Linked DNA regions of Mus musculus: region 1 is linked to region 2. Evidence: chromatin loops called from intact Hi-C (ENCODE). Cell type or tissue: left cerebral cortex. All regions are shown on one strand. Links, peaks and the distances in the headings refer to the core of each region. The heading gives the core; the rest is flanking DNA.

Region 1 (8,865 bases), core at 866-8,865, 64 kb before region 2:
TATTTTCTTCACTTACATTTCCAATGCTGTCCCAAAAGTTCCCCATACCCTCTCCCCGACTCCCCTATCCCCCAACTCCCACTTCTTGGCCCTGGCATTCCCCTGTACTGAGGCATATAAAGTTTGCAAGACCAGTGGGCCTCTCTTTCCAATGATGGCCGACTAGGCCATCTTCTGATACATATGAAGCTAGAGACACGAGCTCTGGGGGATATTAGTTAGTTCATATTGTTGTTCCACCTATAGGGTTGCAGACCCCTTTAGCTCCTTGGGTGCTTTCTCTAGCTCCTCCATTGGGGGCCCTGTGATCCATCCAATAGCTGACTGTGAGCATCCACTTCTGTGTTTGCTAGGCCCCAGCATAGCCAATATCCTGCTTTTTACTAGTTAAAAACAAAAGCCAGGGCTTCTTCTAAAAGCACATAAAACCTTCTGTGGGTGGGGCCATACCCTCCTTCAGCAACTTGCTCAGTGTTCTATTTATTTATTTACTTACTTATTTATTTATTTCTGAGACAGGGTTTCTCTGTGTAGCCCTGACTGTCTGTCCTGGAACTCACTCTGTAGACCAGGCTGGCCTCCAACCTCCCAGGTCCTGGGATTAAAGGCGTGCACCACCACTGCCCAGCATCCTTTTTTCTTTTAAGCTTGAGGACAAGTTTACTATCACTTACAAGAAAAACAGTACAGATTAAGTGAGAATACTAGCAGCTACCACAAGGAGAGGTAGAATGAAAAGTCATGTACTGTTAAGTTAGCCACGGAAGGCTTGTGGGAGTGAGGGGGTGGCAAACACCTTTAGTCCCAGCACGTGAGGCAGAGGCAAAAGGATCTCTGAGTTTGAGGCCATTCTGGTCTCCATAGAGAACTCTAGGATAGTCAGGGCTACACATGGAGACCCGGTCTCAAACAAACAAAAGCTAGTCTAGGTATAGAAATAAAAATAGCTTAGCAGGAAAGAAAAATGCACTCCCAAAAATGGTAATGGGCTAGTGAGCTGAGCAAAGGCCCCCTCCCATCTTCCCACCCCCACAAGGCTGGTGGTGAATGCCTTGACTTTAATCTAGCAATACATGGAGCCACTGCTCCATGGAGGATGCTTGTCTGGACCTTGCTCTTCTCTCTGTGCAATCACCCTTGCATCACCCTTTCCCCGATGCCTACTTAGCTTTGCAATCACAGCTCTTCTAGTTCCCAGACTCCTGACATGCCTCCATTCACTTTCTCCCAGCTCCCTACAGGCCACAGTGCCTCACACCACCTGTCAAACTTGATTGTAATTGGCTGCTTACTTAATCTCTTTTCTGCTATTTGTATTCCAAATCAGTTAGATATCAGGCTCAGGTAAATGCTTAATGACTGAGGTTGAGTGAATGAAACAAAGAAAATGTTCCAGCCATATTCTAGAATGAACTTGTGTTTAGTAACTCTAAAATCACCTGGTCAAGCTCATAGGTCATGACCTCTACAGGCTATTTATGGAGGGTTCTACTTAATTGATCACAGTGCTGGGTGTCAAATCCCAGGCCGTGTACACACTCAGTGGCATTCTGGACCCACAGCCCTGGAGCTCTTTAGGATCTGTCCTTTGAAGACCCCTCATGTGACCACTCAGCTCCTTTCCTGATGGAACAATGACCAAAGCAGCTGTGATTTGTAAGGGTGGTGGGACTATGGTTTACAACAGGAGCTTCAGAAACTACACAAGGCTCAGAATGCTTCCAGTGGGGAAAGAAGGGTGGACAAGTGTGTTTCATACTGGTTTTGGCAGGGTCTCATGAGACCCAAGCTGGCCTCACATTCACTATGTTGCCAACAATGACCTTGGACTATCCTTTCCTCTCCATGTCCCCATGGCTAGGATTCACTGGGGTTCACCTGGAGGTTCTGAATTTTGTTCCATAAATGTACATCTATAATGAACCAAATCTGAAGATTTTCTGTGCCACTCTTTGAGACTTTGTTTTACTGACCCTATAGTGGAAATCCTTGAAGTATATGGCTGATGAGCAAGTTTGTTGAATGTGTGTATGTGATTGCTTTTTATAAATGAAGGAGAAGCAGCTAGGTCATCATGCTGGAGACTGTACTGTCGGCAAAAAGCCGATAGAAACATGCCTCCTTCAAGATCTGGCGAATGTTGTAGAGTAAGGACCACGGCCTTTGCATAGTGCATAGTCCTCCTGGGAGAACTTGGGAATACTGGGGTATAAAGTCCAGCAGTGTTGTGGTACAAGCAGTGCTCCGGTAGGTACACTTTCTTGCTTGAGGTCACTGATACTGCTTGACATGCCACAGATTGAGAGTTCTGGAAGGCTCTGTCCTTATTCCTTTTCAACTGTAGGGAACAGTGGCTGGCTGTCTTCCACCTCACTGTCATCTCTTCTTGCCCCACAGGTCGGAAAACTGCTGCTTTTCAACTCTGTGGAAATGAAGGCTGGGGAATTCAAACAGAATGGTAAATGCCAAACTCACTCCTATTTGCCTAAGACAGCATGGTGAACCATCTGTGGTGAAAGCCTGTATTTCCCTAAGTTTTGGACTTTGAAGGTCTCTGAATGTATTGATTTGAAATTTTGCTGAGTCATAATGGTGAATCATGTTGGATCCTGACCCTCAGGATCCACATTCCAGGTCATGTCATGTTATTAGATCAGAGAGGGATCATTAAACATTGTTGCTGTTTGACTGACCCTAATGTTGGAATTAAACTGATGGTGCTTGAGGTCTAACAGGACTGTCAGGAATGCCTCAAACCTACTGCTCTGCTTTTCACCTTGCCAGCAAACAAAATAACAAAACTTTACAAAATTTAACTTCCAATCTTGTAGTAATAATCGGGTGGTTTCCCCAAACCTGGTACAAAAACAATCTCTGATAACAGCTTATTTTGTTGACTTGAGATCTGAAAACTCCAGTCTTTGGGGCAGAGCTTTAAAAGAAAGGAAGGGCACTAGCCATCCAGGCCTGTGAAGACAGTCAAGCACTTTAGCAGCAGGATGTGACACACAGCCTGGAACAATGGTGAAGAACTGGACTATAGGAGCTTGAGTGATGGCTTAGCCATTAAGAGCACTTGCTGCTCTGCAAGAGACCCTCAGTTTGGTTCCCAGACCCACATGTTGACTCACCTTTCCACACAGTCATCTGGCTGCTGTGGCCACCAGGCATGCACACAGTACACATACACACTACTCTCAGGCCAAACACTCATATACATAAAATAAAGTTCCCACACAGAGCAAATCATCACTGGCCAGGTCTCCCTCTGTCCACCACTATTTCCTGACTATTAGGAGTAGAAGCAAATCAGACAATATAGCTTTTTAAAAATTATTTAATTTAGTAGTTTTTTTTTTTTGAAAAAAAGCAATAAGGCAAAAAAACTGAAAATATATATATAGTCTTATTTTGCTTTCATGTGACTTTATTCCATCTTCAGGACTTCTAAGCTTCTTCCATTAGCAGGGATCTGGGAATCAAGCTAGAAATGTAGTGCAGATAGAGGGAAAGGGGAAAGCACAGAGGTTCCTTGGGAAATTTCCATTCTATCCAAAGCCTCCGAGACGGCGCCCATTTTATGGGCCTCCCTGGAGTAACCCCTTGTGCTGGGGAAGCCTTCTTAGGAGGAAATTCCCTAGTGCTCAATCTTTGATCATTTTATCTAAGGAAGGAGAGTCAGTGGGAACGGACTGAAAATACTAATTTACCCAGTAAAATCCAATTTCCCTGGAGGGATAGCTTCCTCTGGAATGGTTATTTTCCCCAAGGACCCACACTGGCTGAGGCTCAACAGTTAAGGAACAAAAACAAAAACACTAACAAAAAGTACACAAGGAAGGCACCTCAATTTATGACCCTCAACCAAGGGTGGGTTGCACAAGGGCTACATTTCTGAACAGGAAACTAGAACTAATAAAGAAAAAGGGAGGGTGCCAGTGCCAGCAGGAGCAGCTCCCACAGAGCACGAGCGCTCTTAGCTCTCATCCTTGGAAGGAAACGTTTTTGGGATTTAGCCTGAGCTGGGACATAAGGAAGCTAGAAATCACCCTCTTGACTTTCTACCCGTACGCCTCCTAGGGAAGGAAACTGAGGCAGGAAAAAGACCAGGACTTCCTTTCCAAGAGCCACGTGTGATCGGCAAAGCCGAGCTGAGGCAGCCGCAGGGTAGGCACAAAAACCTTCCTCCTTGTCCCTGCTCAGCAACTGCCACACATGACCCTGCTTGGGGTTGCAATGTCCCTCAAACATGGAAAGCAGAGGCACCAACCCATATTAACGCGCACTTGAGAGAGTCCCAGGGAGACAGGTGATATAAAAAAACCAAGATTCTTCATGGGAAAGGGGGAAAAAATTAGATTTTCTCTACATATATATATATATATATATAATATACAGATGATTTAACACATTATTTCAGAAGTGGCTCCATTCTACTGGGACTTTCAAGATGAAAACATTTGTTGCAGAGGAACTTCTCTAAGATTCTGAAGTATACAGAATGGGTCAGGCAATGTTTTGCTCCAGACTGTGGCACAAACTCAAAATGGTACTGTGCCAGGAAACAGAAGCCAGAAAGGCAACGAAAGACGGATGAGGAGGGACTGGGAAGGTACAAGTGGCTAGCAGTCTTCTCCCACCCTGCCTGTGTTTGCAGAGGTTCTCCACCTGAGGGAGTCCATAAAACCCCTTTATGAGGAGCGTGTGACCCTCTTATCAACGACCAAGGAGGCCCCTGGTTGCTGTCAAAGTAGACAAAACCGCAGAGGGGAATTGTATGCAAGTGAAGATAAAATCTCCAAGAACATAATTCAATATTCAAGCCCTAGAGAACACTCTCTCCTGCAGATGCTCCAAAGCCTTAGTTATCTACACGCGACGACCTGTTACAGCAATCCCACGTGTGAGTACACTTCATACACTGAGACCTAGGCGTGATGCCTCTGCTGGGTAAATCTTATGTGTTTCTTTTTAAAGGAACTTTAAAATCAGTTCTTGCTCTGAACAGCACCAAAATGCTCCTGAATCCCAATCTTATGCAGATCTTGGCTGAGCAGGACACAGGTGAGGGTCAATGACATCATCTCAATGAGGCCGAGAGGGAAGCACACTTACTTGCCTTTGAGATGTAGAGGAACACTAACTTCCAGCCACTAAACCACTCCCTTACAAACATGGGCATCTACTACGTCGATTTCAGCGTCAATCAGCTAAGGCAACCAGCCAATCACCACCACGGGTGTCTGCTTCTGGTGATTGATTTGGAAAAAGTGATTGGTTAAGACAGACAAATTTGAGGAAAGCACTCGGTAAGAGTCCCAACTGCCAGCCTTCCCGCACATCCTCTGCCGTCTTCTCCGATCAGCCCTCTTCCTTTGAGTTACAGCTGCTTCAGAAAATATCTGGGCAAGAACCCCAGTCCTGCTTTTCCTTACATTCCCAGTACTCGCCACTATAAATATGGGTTAGCTCCCTGGTGACAGGGTCCTTCTTCCGCTCAAACCACAGTGCTTTATAGGGGTCATGTGGTGTGCCTACAAGGAAAGAGAATGAAAAGCAAGGTTAGAGCTGACACCCACCACACATCAAGAAATCCGAGCAGGGGACAGGCTTGTTACCATCTTCCGTGGCTTTCGCAGCTTCTGCTTCTCTCTTCTTCCTGGAAAGCCGCTGTTTCTCCTCCAGGCGCTGCTTCTCAGCATTTGCTTCATCCCAACGCCCGTTTTCCATGAGTCTCTGGTCGGGCCGCAGCCGGCTGTCCGTGGGAGCAGTGCCACCTTCCCAGGCATTGAGAGTGAGGGCAAGCTCTGAGAAGTAGTACATGTTCTCTGCATTCTTCCTGAGGACAGCAGCACACAGGAAAGGCAGCTCACAGCCTGAACCAACCCAAAGGGGCGAGCGAGCAACGGCTCAGAGCACCGCCCTGCATCTAAGTGGCCAACAGTGGAAACTCTAAAGCCTTATCAGGCAATCCCCAAAAAGAGAGCTCAATGCTCCCACTGCCACCCTTCTCCAGCGCCCTTTCAAACAACAGATGCCTGCAGCAGCTGCACTCAGAGTCATCTCCACTCATCAGGAAGAGCGAGCTCTAGAGCTGCTCACTCTGTTGCCTGGGCTTCTGTTTAGACCTCGGCCTGGGAAGGTCTGGCTACTTCTGGAGACGCAGTAAGTATATACGATGATGACCTGCACTTGTTTCCAAGCTCTGGGCTTTATCTCTAGGGTCTGTAGGGGAAATTGTTAGCCGGTGAAAAGCACCTTTCTCTCCAGTTGCTTTTGAAAAGCTCTGCTCTGAATTGAGAATGCTGGTGGTACCTGCCTGTAACCCAGTACTTGGAAGGTACGAGTAGAAGAATCAGATCAGCACTTCAAAGAGAGCCTCAGGTACACAGAGAGACCAGCCTGGACTATGTAAGACCCTGTCTCAACAATAGAACTTTAACTAAACTATAGGGATTCCTCTGATTCAGTGAAACTTTAGAAAGGAGAAATCTAATTTGGCATATGGTTGGTGAGATAGTCTTGGAACAGTCTCTTTCAAAGGTTCTCATCCCCCCGGTCATTCCCACAGGTAGCCATGAAGAATGCAGGCAGAATGCTGACGTACCATGCTAGAGTTAAAGGCAAAGGAAGCTGGGATGCCACACTCACGGTAATGGGTTCCTCTTCCACAGCATGACCCTGCTGTCTTCTGCTTCATGGCCTCTCTGCCGAGCATCACCCCCATTCTCCCCGGAGGCTGCCTGTACTTTGAAACAATCCATTTTCTCATCCCATGTCCCCAGGAGGGCAAAGTGAACTTTTCCTGATGGGTCTGTCACTTCACCTGTCACCTATAAGGATGGAGAACACAGCTTTAGAGCAGAGCGACACCGTGGGGTGGCTTACCTGACTAATCTAGAAAAAGTTCTAAAGTAATTACTGGTTAAATCCAGTTATCATAAACGTTATGGAGTTAGCCACACTTATTGCTACTCATTTTTAAATACTATTTGAAACAAGACCAATGAATTATGATCAAAGTTTTTTATTGCATAGGAATTTCTGATGTAAAGGATGTAAAAGCAGAAAAAAACACCTGACACTTAGAATTATTCTAGAAGTTACACAAGTTCACAAACACATCTGAATCTCCAACTACCCTTCACCTTTTCTTTTTTATTGCTCTATGTAGCCTTGGCTGTCCTGGAACTCACTCTGTAGACCAGGATGGCCTCAAACTCAGAGATCCTCCTGTCTCTACCTTGTGAGTGCTGGGATTAAAGGCATGCACCACCATGCCTGGCTAGTCTTCATTCCTACTTGAAATTCTGTGACATGAACCACCTGTGGTGGAGCACACATCTCTCCTCTGCATGTCAGAGGTCCTACTGTCTACACCTTCCTCTCCTCTCCGTTCCCACCTTCACTTTCCTACTTTGCTTGTCTTCATTTTTTTTTTTAAAGAATTATTTATTTTATGTATCTGAGTACATTGTTGCAGTCTTCAGATACACCAGAAAAGGGTGTAAGATATCATTACAGATGGTTGTGAGCCACCATGTGGTTGATGGGAATTGAACTCAGGACCTCTGGAAGAGCAGACAGTGCTCTTAACCACTGAGCCATCTCTCAGCCCTGCTTGTCTTTATTTTTAAAATAAATTTATTTATTTTTATTTAGGTAGGTATGTGTGCCGAGAGAGAGAGAGAAAGAGAGAAAGAGAGAACGAGCACCAGCCACATGTATCTAAGTGTCTTTGGAAGCCAGAAGTGAATATCAGATCCCCTGGAGTGAGTTACCAGCATCTGTGAAGTACCAGATATGGGTGCTGGGAATTCAGCTCAGATCCTCTGGCAGAACACTAGTGCTCTTAGCCACTGAGCCATCTCTCAGCCCTTGTGCTTCTCTTTCACTTCCTCATGGTCAGAAGAAAGTGGTTCAGTAATGTATCCGGTTCCTGTTCTAGTTCTCTCCTTTAAGTCTACTTTTTGGATCTGCGTACTAAGGACACATGACTTTCTACCCCTCTCTCTCTCTCTCTCTCTCTCTCTCTCTCTCTCTCCACACACACACACACACACACACACACACACACACACACGCGCGCGCATGCACATTAAATAAAAAAATTTACATTTCAACCTCTCTTACCTTTCTTGCTACATCCCGAGAGAAGTAGCTATAAGGAACAAATTTAAGATTACACTTGTCTCCTGTCTTGTGATTTACAATGTCAATCTCACCAGACTGTAAAGTGAGAAGAATCATGGGTTAGTTTTATGAAGACTGACCTGAGTTTTACATGAGCATTCCTTTTGTGTGTCACATGTTGGTAACATGGCTTGACCTGCACACTGAAATGCACACATAAACTACCTCCTGAACAAGTCCCTCACTGGGACCCTTCTAGAATTCCTTTGCTTACCACAATTACAGTTTCAAAGTTCTTCCTATAGATTTCATTTTTCTCTCCTTTCTACCTTTCAAAGATTCAGCTTAACTCCACATCTTCCATGAAGCCCTTTTCCAGAAGACAGTGTTCCCTCTTTTCTGAATGCAGTTAAACCAGTCTCACCTCAAAGCTAACACTTAATAGGAAAATCTCTCAGCATATCTCCTGTCCTTCGGTATTTTGTTACACTTTTCAACTTACACATGTCACATTTCTCCAATGTCTCAATAACTCCTGGAAAGTGTTCTCTGACTTTGCAACCCTAGTACTTAGGATTAAAAGCAATAAAAGCTGGGGCCATGTAGCTATGTCTTATGTCCTTTATATTGCCCAACAGAGTCCTACTCATCCTTGGTAGAAGTTATAATTTGATCATTCATAAATAATAATTTATAGTTAGAACTTTATGGAAGTAGGACTACTGCCCAAGA
Region 2 (8,900 bases), core at 350-8,349:
AGACAGGCACAACTAGAGACCTGAGGGTAGTGAGGAACAGCCTGAGGTTAGTAGCCGGTGTTGCCACCTGAGACCACGGTAGGGTCTTGGCTTGAGCTACTACAGGGATGGGTTGGGAAGGCTATGTAGAACTGGCCCTGGAGGCATGAGAGCAGACCCTACCACACATGGAGGGAGAGATTACCCTCCTCCTTCCTCACCCTTCACCAATTGTGACAGGTGGGAGACCTAGCTCTAGGGTCATGAGAGCAGGAGAATTGGCCCTGCCCCTCACCCACTGTAGTACTCAGGAGAGCAGGCAAGGTACAGGAGAGTAGAACTGACCCTAGTGATGCAATCATGGGCAAGCTGGCCCTGAGGATGTGAGAGAGAGTTGGCCCTGCAACTTGTCTGCCATGGGGCACAGGCAAGAAAAAGATGCCCTCATGCCTTGTCATCTAGGGCTTGTGGGAACTGGTCCTGACTCTCAATTGCTGTGGCACTTCAGAGAGTGGGACCTGCACCTCACCTGGACACCCCACAGTAGAGCTGGCCAGGTGAGCAGGCCACTAAGGATGTGAGTGTGGGAGATCTGACCCTGCCTCTTGTCTGCTGGGCAGTAGCACGGACAAGGGAGAGACCCTTCTCTTCCCCCACCTTGTCCCTCAACATCTATGGCAGGTGGTAGAGATGGCCCTGAGGTCAAGAGAGTGGGAAAACTGCCCATGTCCCTCACCAAATAGAACACTCTGGAGAGCAGGTACTGCACCTTGTCTGAGTACCTTGCCTGGCCCTGTCTGCGGGTGAGCTGGCCCCGAGGGTGTGAAAGTAGGAGAGTCAGCGGACAGACTTTCCAATGGCTACCACAAATGAACACTTCTTTTGCTGGCACTTACATCATCCTCACTTCGAGATGTCACAACAGCATCTATCATCTTCCGAGGATTATTCACACTAGAGACAGTAAGCTTCCCCAACGAGCCCTCAAACTGCACTGAAAGGACAAAAAAGACTCCAATGAACACTTGGGATACAGCAGAGAGCACTTGAAAAGCTGTTTTCTGTTCTTCACCCACGGCTCAGTAACTTCCCAGAGGACTGTACACCCCCTTTCTTTCCTTTCGTTTGTTGTTTGTTTTAAGGCAAGGCCTCATTATCTTAGGCTGACTTTGAACTCATGACCCTTCTGCTACTGCCTCCTTAGTACTAAGATTATAGGTGTGACCTGCTACAGCCAGCTAAAGCAACTCCTTTGCCTAATCTATTCTCCACTCTTCATTACTATTAATTATCAAAAGAAAAATTCTCCTTTATCAATTTTAGAAGTACTAAGAAAAGCAGTAAATTCTTAAAAATTCTGGACTCTCAAAGGGCAAAGACTCTGTGAGTTTATCTGTCAAGATAGTCATGCTCTCCACAAATAATTACCTCTAGTTTATTAAAACAGTAGTCTCTCAGGTGGGCTAGGACCTTACCAGGCTGATAAGCATGCTCCAGTTTGGCCACCTGAGGGGTGATGAGCTTGGTACGCTCCTTCTTAGGGCCATCACCTTGTATTTCCTCAGCAGCTGACAATTTCTCCAGTTTTTCAAAGTAATTCTGCCACAAGAGAAGATGATTTTTGTTGCAAAACAAGTAATACAGACTAATACTGTACTTCACACTAATTATACCAGTGGTAGTAACACAACTAGGGCACTAGAAACACACTGATTCCTAAGTTTTGTTACTTTGTTGTAAACACACACATACACATTTATTTTTAATGTACTTTTATCAAAGAAATAACCCACTACATAGACCAGGCTGGCCTCAAAGTCAAGAGATCGAACTTGTCTCTGTCTCCAGAGTGCTGGGATTAAAGGCGTACACCCATCCTTGGCCTCTTTCCTTTTTTTCTTTTTGGAGACTGGGATTCTATGTGCAGCAGTTAGTAGTTTCCCTGGAAGTCACTTTGTAGACCAGGCCTCAAACTCGGGAGATCTGCCTCCCGAGCACTGAAACTACAGGCATACGCCACCATGCCTGGTTCCCACCCAAGCACTGAAACTACAGGCATAGGCCACCATGCCTGGTTCCCACCCAAGCACTGAAACTACAGGCATAGGCCACCATGCCTGGTTCCCACCCAAGCACTGAAACTACAGGCATATGCCACCATGCCTGGTTCTCACCCATGACTTTTATCAAAAACCAATCGATGAACTACAGGTACACCTCAACAACAGAGTGAGGTTATAGCATGTTCAAGGCCCAGGGTTCAATGGCCAGCATCACAAACCTCTGACACACACACACTTTCCAATCTCCCAGCCTTCATGGCTCAGTGGGCAAGGCACTTATCACTAGGCATTATGTCCTACGTTTAATCTCTGGAATCTATGTGAAAAGGAAAAAAAAAAAAAAAACAAACAACAAAACAAAACAAACAAACAAAAAACCAACTAATTCCCCCTGACGTTCACATGTCATCACCCTGATAGCAGTACTCACTGCCCACAATATAATTTTTTAAGTATTTTTAAAATTTGAATTAATGAAGAGGTTTTTTTTTTTTTTTTTTTTTTTTTGGCTTTTCGAGACAGGGTTTCTCTGTGTAGCCCTGGCTGTCCTGGAACTCGCTCTGTAGACCAGGCTGGCCTCGAACTCAGAAATCCGCCTGCCTCTGCCTCCCAAGTGCTGGGATTAAAGGCGTGCGCCACCACGCCCAGCAAAGAGGTTTTTAAAAGTTGGATTGCCAATAATATTTTCTTTCTTTTTTGGTGTGTATGGGGCGACTAGGGATTGAAGCCTGGGTCTTGCACATGCTAGACAAGTGTTCTCCTACTGAGCTACATCCCCAGCCACACACTACCATACTATTAACTGGAAAAACTAGATTATTAATGCTCAAATGAAAACACCAATCTGAAAACACACAGCTATAATTTAAAAATGGACAGAATCTGCTATCAACTTGAATTCACTGGGCAATAGCTCAATAGAAAGTCTACAAGTATTCAACTTTACCATTACATAAGTGATTATTATTAGCACAAGCAGACAAACTGTTCTCTAAGCTAGCCTGGCTATTCACCTGGTAATAGAAATCATCCAGGTAGGGATCAGTGCTCTGCAGCTGCATCATCTGTATTTTAGAGACCCAATCCTTCTCCCGCTGCAACATTAGATTAGCATATGGATCCTTCCGGAGATGATCTTGATGACTGGACTGGTGCCCTCCTCTATCTCCAGTACCATTGAGATTCCGATGCTGACTGAAAGGCAAAGACATGCTGCATTCAGGCCAAGTCAGCATATTAGTCATGCTTTTTGAAATATAAGAATACAACAGGCTGGTTCCCCCTTTGATTTTTGTGAAGGAAAACGGAACTGCACCCTAACAGACTGAAAGAGCTATGTGACACATAATCACAGAAATAAAACTAAGATCTGAGTCCTTTCCCCACCAATAAGCACATCTGTACCGGCTGATTTTGTGTTGACACAAACTAGAGTCATCAGAGAGGAAGGAATCTCAGGTGAGGAAATGCTTCCATGAAATACAGCTGTCAGGCATTTTTTAAATTAGTGATCAATGGAGGAGTGCCCAGACCCTTGTGAGTGGTGCTATTCCTGGGCTGGTGGTCCTCGGTTTCATAAGAAAGTAGGTTGAGCAAGCCAAGAAAGCAAGCCAGTAAGCAGCACCTCTCCATTATCTCTGTACGAGTTCCTGCCTCTAGGATCCTGCTGTTTGAGTTCCTGTCTTAACTTCCTTCAATAATGTACATCAATTTGGAAGTGAAGGCAAATAAATTCTTTTCTCTCCAATTTGCTTTATGATCATGGTGTTTTGTCAAAGCAGTAGAACCCCTAAGACAATATTCATACATGGACTTTTGTGTAAATTATAATCACTCATAGCGGGGAGATTTTTCTACATACACTGAGACCAGGAAAAATTAAAAGCTATTTACCAGGTGGCAGAGTAATATTTAAATGCAGGCCAATCAGATTCTGAAGTCTGTATAATTTTCTTTAACTCACTGGAATCATAAAACATTTAAACATAGCTAGAAGCACAAGCAAGTACTATAATAAATACCTACTCATCCATATTTAAAAATGTATTTAGGCCAATTTGCTTCACTTTGAAGTCACACAGCCAATCATGGACAGCCAATCATACTCCCAGCACTCAAGGCTTACTTAGGCCGGGCATGGTGGCGCACGCCTTTAATCCCAGCACTCAGGAGGCAGAGGCAGGTGGATTTCTTAGTTCGAGGCCAGCCTGGTCTACAAAGTGAGTTCCAGTACAGCCAGGGCTATACAGAGAAACCCTGTCTCAAAAAACCAAAAAACCAAACAAAAACCCATCACCAACAACAAAACGGCTTACTTAGGACTGTGGGTTCAAGCATAGACTAACATAATGTTTCAGGCCAGTCTCAACTATAAAGAACAAACCTGTTTCAAAAACCAAATAATACAGGTTAGCTGAAAGCCTTAAAGATTATTTTAAGATGTTTTATGTATATTTGTGCATATATAGGCCAGAAGAGGTGTTCGAGCTCCTGGAGCTAGTGTTATCTGTGGTTATGAAGCTGAACGACATAGTTGCTGGGAACTGGACTGTGGTCCTCTGAAAAATAAGGTTTTTTTGTTATGTTTTGTTTAGATTTATTTTTTATTTATATGAGTACACTACACCTGTCTTCAGACACACCAGAAGAGGGTATTAGATCCCATACAGATGGTTGTGAGCCATCATGTGGTTCCTGGGAATTGAACTCAGGTTCTCTGGAAGAGCAGCCAGTCAGTGCTCTAACTGTTGAGTCATGTCTCTAGCCCCAGGAGATACTCTTTAACTGCTGAGTCATCTCTCCCGCCCTCTTATAGCTTCCTCTTCACAGAAGAATCACCATGCTGCCTTTGTATGGTCTCTCCTCAACGCCTTCTCCTCTTATCTTTGTACTGCTTATGTATCTGTCTTTGAATGTCTTGTCTTGTCTGGTTTTTTTACTATGGGCAGGCAGCAAACTTTATTCTAAACTTATGGACAGATGGGCATACTCAGACTCAATCATTTTAGATTACCTACTTAAGTGCTTTGATTATGTAACATAATGAAAACTTTTTATTATTTATGTATTTTTCTTTCTTTTTTCTTTCTTTTTACACTCCAGAATTTTATTCCCCTCCCTGCCCACCCTCCGACTGTTCCACCTCCCATACCTCCTTCCCATTCCCCCTGTTTCCTTGAGAACGTCACCAACCCCCTTCCCAGACTTCTAAACTCCTTGGGGCCTCCAGTCTCTTGAGGGTTAGGTGCATCTTCTCTGACTGAACCCAGACCTGGCAGTTCTCTGCTGTACTGTGTTGGCGGGCCTCATATTTCAGAAAATGGAAAGAGCTCCCATGTTCATGGATTGGCAGAATTAACATAGTAAAAAAGCAATCTACAGATTCAATGCAATCCCCATCAAAATCCCATCACAATTCTTCAAAGGCATGGAAAGAGCAATCCTCAAATCCATCTGGAAAGGCAAAAAACCCAGAATTGTGAAAACAATTCTTAACAATAAAAGAACGGCTGGGGGAAATCATTATCCCTGACCTCAAGCTCTATTTACTACAGAGCAATAGTGATAAAAACTGCCTGGTAGTAATACAGAGACAGACACATTGATCAATGTGTTAGAAATGAAGATCCAGAAATAAAACCACACATACCCACACTTGATCTTTCACAAAGAAGCCAAAAATATACAATGGAAAAAAGAAAGTATCTTCAAGCTGGTCTAACTGGCTGTCTGTATATAGAAAAATGAACGTAGACCCTGTCACCTTGCACAAAGCTCAAGCCCAAGTGGATCAAGGACCGCAACATAAAACGAGATACACTGAATCTAATAGAAGAGAAAGTGAGAAAGAGCCTCGAACTCATTGGTACAGGGGGAAATTTCCTAAACAGAACTCCAATGGCTCATGCTCTAAAATCATGAAACTGTAAAGATTCTGTAAAGCAAAGGACATAGTAAGACAAATCAGCAACCTCCATACAGATTGAGAAAAAAATCTTCACTAACTCCACATCCCATAGAGGGCTAATATCCAATATAGAATATCTTTCTTTCTTAACTCTTGTTGCCTTAGTAGTATTCTGTATGCTTCTGGTTACATAAGTAACCTTGTTTCTTTATATCACAATGTATCTTGGAAATACTATAAAGTCCAACTGCAAGGATCTAGCCATGTTTTAACTTTATTATCTACTGCCTAAATCCTCTCCCAAAGAGCGGTCTACTCAATACTTTCACCAAATTAGGTGCTGAGACACTTCAAATTTTGCTTTGAGTGATGATTGTAACCTATTATCTAATTTGAATCTTTATCTCTGAAATAAGTATGCTTGAACATCCCTTAGGTCTTCGGAACTACTCAATCACCTTGTTTCTACTGAGACTGGAGTATTTTGATATGTTGTTAGTGTTTTTATTTCTTCTTTAAAACAAAAAAAGATTTTTTTTAGCTGTCTTTATTACTGTTGGCTTCTTCCGTTTTTAAGGCCCAGGCCTTCAAGTGATAGAATTACAAGCATGTGTTATCAACACCTGGCAAGGCTTAACTTTTAATACAGTTAAAATGTACTAATCTTTCCCTATATAGCTTATATTTGGAGTTTTGTCTTAAGTCTGCAATTGTCTCTTTTTTCTCCCCTGCAAAAATATATTCTAGAACATTTTTGGAAGTGAGAAGGAATTTTACATATATACACATAGAACAAAAATGGATGAGGAAGGGCCCTCCTACCTACACTTAGTTTCCCTAATTTATCTTGGTAAATAATTATAAAATGACTTCATATAGAAGGCAGAGGCTTTGCATATCCTACTGTTTTCAGTTTTTAAAGCTTACCATAGTTTGGCCACACAGCTAGGGCCACAGATACAAATATATATTTATACCTGAATGAAGATGAAATAATGAGAGAGACAGAACGACCAGTGGGCTCACATAACACCCACATTTAGAGTTGGCTATTATTTTAAGATTACTTTTGAATTAGAAGACAAAGAAAAAGGTAGTTAACAGGGGGATTATAAATTTGAAAAGGAATATAAATGTCAGAGCTCAACCATTAATTATGTCTTAAGGCCAACCTAACTGTAACTATGAATTTGTTGATAAAAATCAGATCATCTGAACCAGCCAGATGGCTCAGTCTTTAAAGTGCCTGACATCAAGCCTGACAACCTGAATTCAGTTCCTGGGACCCATGTGCTGAAAGAAAACTGTCACATACATGAAGTAAATAATGTAGCAGAGAGATATTATCTAGAGCTAGCATATAAAGAGCTCTCTCTATACAGCATATAGTGTTACTGCCTGACCGAACATGTACACATGCATTCTCCCCCCCCACCCCCCCCAAAAGAACAGACAGGGGTAAGGAATACGGCTCAGTGGGTTGGAGCACTTGATAGATGAGTTCAATTCCCAGAACCAACTTGGTGGAAGATAAGAACCAATGCCTTCAGGTTGTCTTCTGAACCCCACAGGTACATATATGCACATATACAGCATAAAATAAATGTAATAAAACAAAACATGAAAGGACTGCATTTAGCCAGGTGTGGTGGCGCACGCCTTTGATCCCAGCACTTGGGAGGCAGAGGCAGGCAGATTTCTGAGTTTGAGGCCAGCCTGGTCTACAGAGTGAGTTCCAGGACAGCCAGGGCTACACAGAGAAACCCTGTCTCGAAAAACCAAAAAAAAAGAAAAAAGAAAGAAAAAAGAAAAAAGGACTGCATTTGGCTAACAAAATAAGCTCCATACTAAGTACATGTAGAAAACAAAGAAAGTAACCCAAGAGGTCACCCAAGTCACCAGGTCCCTAACATATCAGGAGTGATGGATACTCACTTTCTGCTCTGCAGCTGCCTCTGATGCAACAGGCGCCGGTGCTGTGGATGAAGGTGAGTTGTGTCTGCTCTAAACATTGGGGCCTGAGGTCTAAGGAAAAAGGAAAATGCTCCTTGATTATCTCATCTTAATTGACTTCATTTTAAAAAAGGCGGTCAATGCAGGATAACTTCACACTGGCTCACTGAAGGGACAGCCAGTGTATTATAAACAAACTTTTAGAAGGAAAAGGCATATTTTTATATTTTTTCCCCAATGACCAATTCTCAAACCCAAGAGGATAACTATGAAACTCCGTGCACTAGTACTAAAACAATACAGGTTTTTCATTCCTAATTTTTAAATGTATTATTTAGCTTTAATTTTTTTGTGGGAATAATGTAGGAAGTATATGGGTGGCAGTTAATTTTACATGTCAACCTGACCAGCTACGATACTCAACTTTAACCAAACCCTAGTATGGAAGCTGCCATGAAATCATTTTGTAGACATTTACACTTATATCCATTGACTTTAAGAAACTGCCTTCTATAATCTGGGAAGCCTAACAGCCCAAACCACAAGTCATTCAGAAGTAAACAGTACCAGGAAATAAAGTTCTGCTGAGTATCTAGCTGACATACTTCAAGATCAAAATTGCAACGTGACTCTTAGTTTCTAGTTTGCTACATGGGTTTCCAATTTGCCAGTCAGTTCCTTGGCCTAAAATTAACTCTCCCCATATTTATGTATGTTCTACTGATGTTTCTCTTAAGAACATAAATTGCTATGATTTACATAAGACACAATTTTATCAAAGCAGAAACCAAGTAAAAGTAGAAGCGAGCAACTCAGCTGACACTGAGGTCAGCTAGCCTCTTGGCTTCTGCTGCCACCTATTATTTGTGGTAATTCTTCAGTCACGAGCACTGTGCATTTTACTGCATGAGTGTTTGCAAAATGGTATGAAGTGAAACTTCAGAAAAAGTAAAAGCGGCAGATAATTGATCACGTGCAAAGGAAGCATGACATTCCTG

What was found. A loop is a pair of places that touch in the nucleus more often than their neighbours do. Peaks named below come from ENCODE experiments on the same cell type or tissue, not always from the same donor. Only the 100,000 strongest peaks of a DNase experiment are listed, where the experiment ranks them.
Region 1: a loop joins it to region 2, with 2.6 times the contacts of the local background. A loop is called at or near these places in 9 of 42 quality-filtered maps.

Annotation. Positions count from the first base shown.
Region 1 is chr19:11,988,569-11,997,433 of GRCm38, reverse strand. It overlaps Osbp (oxysterol binding protein), which reads right to left. Exons shown (of 14, transcript NM_001033174.1): 11 at 8,134-8,229; 12 at 6,652-6,833; 13 at 5,619-5,839; 14 at 3,320-5,534. The coding sequence ends at 5,392. Among named protein-coding and RNA genes, the nearest start is that of n-TFgaa6, 9.2 kb to the left of the region's middle. In left cerebral cortex, for the core only: no CTCF peak of the experiment used is centred there; no DNase peak of the experiment used is centred there; H3K27ac peaks cover 218 bases.
Region 2 is chr19:11,924,211-11,933,110 of GRCm38, reverse strand. It overlaps Patl1 (protein associated with topoisomerase II homolog 1 (yeast)), which reads right to left. Exons shown (of 19, transcript NM_172635.3): 9 at 7,885-7,974; 10 at 3,056-3,236; 11 at 1,455-1,578; 12 at 876-973. Among named protein-coding and RNA genes, the nearest start is that of Mir6994, 4.9 kb to the right of the region's middle. In left cerebral cortex, for the core only: no CTCF peak of the experiment used is centred there; a DNase peak (open chromatin) is centred at 4,831.